Linked DNA regions of Homo sapiens: region 2 is linked to region 1. A link is an interaction called in ENCODE POLR2A ChIA-PET data of the cell type or tissue named here. Cell type or tissue: HepG2. All regions are shown on one strand.

The links. Peaks named below come from ENCODE experiments on the same cell type or tissue, not always from the same donor. Only the 100,000 strongest peaks of a DNase experiment are listed, where the experiment ranks them.
Region 2: POLR2A ChIA-PET joins it to region 1 with 7 read pairs; 2 of 35 experiments call an interaction of 5 or more read pairs at or near these places.

What each region holds. Positions count from the first base shown.
Region 1 is chr2:227,361,516-227,364,015 of GRCh38, reverse strand. TM4SF20 (transmembrane 4 L six family member 20) reads left to right here. Exons shown (of 4, transcript NM_024795.4): 4 at 4-1,978. The coding sequence ends at 292. Among named protein-coding and RNA genes, the nearest start is that of TM4SF20, 17 kb to the left of the region's middle. In HepG2, a CTCF peak has its summit at 63; no DNase peak of the experiment used is centred here.
Region 2 is chr2:227,450,233-227,452,732 of GRCh38, reverse strand. No RefSeq gene overlaps it. Among named protein-coding and RNA genes, the nearest start is that of MIR5703, 21 kb to the left of the region's middle. In HepG2, no CTCF peak of the experiment used is centred here; a DNase peak (open chromatin) is centred at 1,202.

The DNA of each region.
Region 1 (2,500 bases):
CAGTGACATTCATCCAGAATCCTTCAACTTGCAGTGGTTTTTCAATGACTCTTGTGCACCTCCTACTGGTTTCAATAAACCCACCAGTAACGACACCATGGCGAGTGGCTGGAGAGCATCTAGTTTCCACTTCGATTCTGAAGAAAACAAACATAGGCTTATCCACTTCTCAGTATTTTTAGGTCTATTGCTTGTTGGAATTCTGGAGGTCCTGTTTGGGCTCAGTCAGATAGTCATCGGTTTCCTTGGCTGTCTGTGTGGAGTCTCTAAGCGAAGAAGTCAAATTGTGTAGTTTAATGGGAATAAAATGTAAGTATCAGTAGTTTGAATTAATTTGAGAAGTACACTTGTTTTCAAAGTCATCTTTGAGATGATTTAAAAAATCAACCCTTCACGTAGAAAGCACGTTGTAAATGCATAACACTCTCATATCAGTGGTTGATTTGGGAAAGGTGGAGAGAATTTTCAATTAGTTTTGTGTTGTACTATTCAAATTTTTTACCTCTTCACTGTGTGTAGAGAAAGGAGAAGGGAAGGAGGATGAGAAGGAACGGAAGTCATCCTGAAAATAAAAGTACAGGACTTTTTTTTTTTTTTTTTGAGACAGGGTCTCAAAAAAGGCTGGAGTACAGTAGTACAGTGGTGCTATCTCAGCTTACTGCAGCCTCAACCTCCTGGGCTCAGGTGATTCTCCCATCTCAGCCTCCCTAGTAGCTGGGACTACAGGTGCGTGCCACTATGCCAAGCTAATTTTTGTATTTTTAGTAGAGATGGGGGTTTTCCATATTGCCCAGGCTGGTCCCGAACTCATGGACTCAAGTGATCTGCCTGCCTCAGCCTCCTAAAGTGCTGCGATTACAGGCATGAGCCATCGCGCCTAAAGGACAGGACCTTTTTATTGTATTTCTTTAAAGAATAAATACATAACCTGAATGCAATCAAGTCTTTAGATCTAATTCTCAGCTTGCAGGGAACACTAGGACAAATCCAAAAAGTGGGTCAGCGGGCACAGAATGGCCCAATTTTCAACAGGAAAATGTTATAAAAGAAAAATATTTTTGAGGGAACTGTTATAGATTAAGAGAATAGAGGCATGTTTCAGCTAAACACATGTAAACTTTGTCAGAGATAATTGGGAGGAGTATGTAGAAGAATCGGATTATTGTTAATTTTGGTAGGTCTGATAATGGTTTTATAGTATAAAGGCTGAGTACCCCTTATCCAAAATGATTAAGATCAGAAGTGTTTTGGCTTTCACATTTTTTTGGATTTTGGAATTTTGCCTATAATAATGAGACATCTTGGGGATGGGATGCAAGTCTAACCACAAAATTCATTTATGTCTCATACACACTTTGAACACCTGGCCTGAAGGTAATTTCACACAATATTTTAAATAACTTTGTGCATGAAACACAATTTTGACTGCATTTTGACTGCAACTCATCACATGAGGTCAGGTATGGAATTTTCCACTTGTGGTGTTACGTTACTGGCTCAAAAAGTTTTGGATCTCGGAGCATTCTGGATTTTGAATTTTTGGATTAGTGATGCTCAACCTGTATACAGAAATGTCCTCATTTTTAAAAAAAGAAATGCATATTTATATGTTTTAAAATTACTTCAACCAAAAGCAACGGGGAGATGTTTACTGTTATATTTAGGTGACAGGTACATGGCAATTCATTATACCCTCCTATTTTCCTATGTTTACATTATTCATTAATTAAAAAACAATACCTAGAAAAACCCAAGACTTTCAAAAGCTATTTTCTATATGTGCCAATCTTTAAAAAACAGGATAACAAGGGTATTTATCACATTAAAATGTTGTAAAACAGCAAAGCTAAAAATCTAAAATTTTCTGAATGTTATTTCTATATTTCAATTGTTTATGTTCATTGGGCTTAAGGTTCCAGAAATAATTTGCAGTACCTACATTATAGCTGCCTAAATAAATTTAGTAACATCAAGAGCTTATAAGCCTTTTTTCTGAACATTTACTATATAAAAACATTCTTCCTACACCCCTACAAATACTTACTTGTCCTTAAGGCCTAGCTTAAGTATCTCCTACTTGAGGAAGCCTTCCCAGTGCTCATGATCCAATAAACCAAGTCAGCACTTACCCAAGCCTCTATTATCATTCCTGTCATAATGTAACATACATGTGTTTGTACGTCCATCACTATAGTATTCAGGAGCACAGGAACCACGTTCATCAGCCCTCACCTCTTCAGGTCCTTAGCAACGCCTCTCATTTCCCCACCTCCAGCCCCATTCCTACCCCCACCTGCCTTATCTCTGGCAGCACTCTTTATCCTTGACTTCAGCACAAATACCACTTTTTCTGAGAGGCTATTCCTAAACGTCTAATGAAAACTAGGTTTCCCTTTACTCTTTTACCATGCTTTCATTTACAGCATTTATCACAATGATGATTGCATTTTCCTTTGTGCTTGCTTCTTAAATTTCACTGTCCCCCATTAGACTATAAGCT
Region 2 (2,500 bases), 89 kb before region 1:
GTATTTGTATAGTATTGTATACAGTGCATTTTCTCATGCATTATCTCATTAAAATCTCACAAAAATTCTGGGAAATATGTATTGTTATTGTCTCAATTTTTCAGATAGGAGACTGAGAGGCGAAGACTTGGCTTTCCCCAAACCAAACTGCCAGTAGTGGCATAGCCCAAACTCAAATGCCATCTTTTTCCAGGTGCTGTCCAGTAGACCACCATGGCCTTCCCCCACCGATACCAGCTGAGACTCAAATTCTGGTATATAGTCCTGGTGACAAAATAAACTTCATATAAGATTCAAATCCTGCAAAAGGACAATAACCACAAATTAGCAGAAAATATGACATTGTTTTGCCAGAGTTTCAGATCTTCAAAAAAAGGAAGACAGAGAGACCCTAAGCCAGGCTAAGTTAAAGAAATCTAATTCCCATTCTGTGGGAGAAAATATTCAGTTCAAATAGTTCTTTTAATCAAAATGCTTATTTATATAAAATAACAAGCCAATAGGGGTTTCTTTAAAAAAAAAAGAAAAAAAAAAAAAACCTCTGAATGTTGGCCAGGCATGGTGGCTCATGCCTGTAATCCCAGCACTTTGGGTGGCCAAGGCAGGTGGGTCACCTGAGGTCAGGAGTTCAAGACCAGCCTGGCCAACATGGTGAAACCTCATTTCTACTAAAAATAGAAAAAATTATCTGGGCATGGTGGCAGGCGCCTGTAATCCCAGCTACTCAGGAGGCTGAGGCAGGACAATCACTTGAACCCAGGAGGCAGAGGTTGCAGTGAGCCAAGATTACACCATTGCACTCAAGCCTGGGTGACAGAGTGAGACTCCAAAGAAAAAAAAAAAAGAAAAAAAAAAAGAACTCCAAGTGTTGTCCATCCTCATTTGTAAGAATTTACTTCTGGAGCATTATCCTTTTCAGAAAGGTCAGGTGTAATGTCATTTTAACATCTCTCTGGCAGTGATCCCTACAAAGGGGTTGGATTTACATAATGTAATCATTTTTATATTTCTGAATGTGCAAGTGGAGGTTGGTGTGTTATACAGCAGAGAAGGGAGATAAAAAGAATGCTGTGTATTTAGTAACATGCCCCATTTCAATAAGCCAGTGTTTCTTAGGGAGTTTGTTCACTGCGGATATGTAGAAAGATATGGAAGCAGAAACGCTGACACATGTTTGCAAAGAGAATGATTGCAACATTAGTCCAGGGAGTTGATCTATAACAGGCCTTTGCCTTTCTTCACCTAGGACTGCTGATGGGGTTGGAAAGGAGCTGAACGACATTATCTCACCCTCCAGATGGACTCACTCTGGGTAGAACAAATATCAGACACCAACATGATATCTAATGGGTCATTCATTTAAATTGTTATCTGCTAAACAGTGTACAAAGTCCCGAGCCATGTGGTGTGGGGAATGGAACAAGGAACCAGGTGCAAGTCCTTTCCACAAAGGACTTTTATATAATAAAATGGAATAAAAAAGGAAACACAAAAGATCTTAAAACAAGACAGAAAGTGAAGTGTCACAAGAGGGGTGAGATAATTCACTAAGGCAGTTCACAGGAAGGCATGAGTCCCTCAGTCTTGAAGGATAAGGGAAGGGAGACTTCTTGGAGGAAGTAGCAGTTAAGATGGGCAGGATTTGGAGTGCACATGGCGCTGGGAGGAAAGAACATCTCAGGCAGAGGAAGCAACCTGGGCTAGGGCTGGTAGTGGAAAATGCAGTAGCCAGAAAATAGAGAGTTCAGTTTATAGTATAGCATGCTTGAAGGTCAGATTATTACTGGTTTTTAACTTTTAACACTAATTTCTGTTAATGGGGTTTAGAAAGCACTCAGAAGGGTGTCTTTCAGTTAAGTGAAATCCTTACAAATTAGCCACTCATTGGTCTGACCCCCTCTTAACTCGCCTAGTAGAAGATGTTTTCTGATCTGTAAAGTCACATGGGCAGTGCAGCCAGGGAGCCAAAGTCACCCACTAGGAGCCATCCATGGAATAATGTTTAGCTTTTACGACTGAAAACCTGTCCTTGGTTGGTACAATCTGAATTTTTTTCCAAGCTATGGAGAAGCTAGTAAAATCTACACTCTCTTCTTTATAGCACTTGCTAAGTCAACTGTTTGATTTCAAATATTTAATTAAACATTAACAGTATGCAATACTTGTACTGCCTGTCCACACCTTATGCTTTATTTCACAATCCAGATGCATTGAATCAACTTTTCTTCTATGTGTGAATGCTGTCAGAAAAAAAAGGAAGGAAAGAAGAAAGGAAACGGGGGGGGGGGGGAGGGATAAAAAAATAGTATACTTTTTGTACCCATTTCAATTTCTGCATTTCATAATTCAGTTGAATCTAGGAAGCATAGTGCGGTATTTTTCCCAAACAGGAAATAAGTAACGTGTTTTACTGCCAAGTTGACCGTATAGATTCAGCTGTGATTTTTAAGCCACCTGGTAGCATATTTCGAGATTTCTCCTTTTGTCACTATATCTTAAC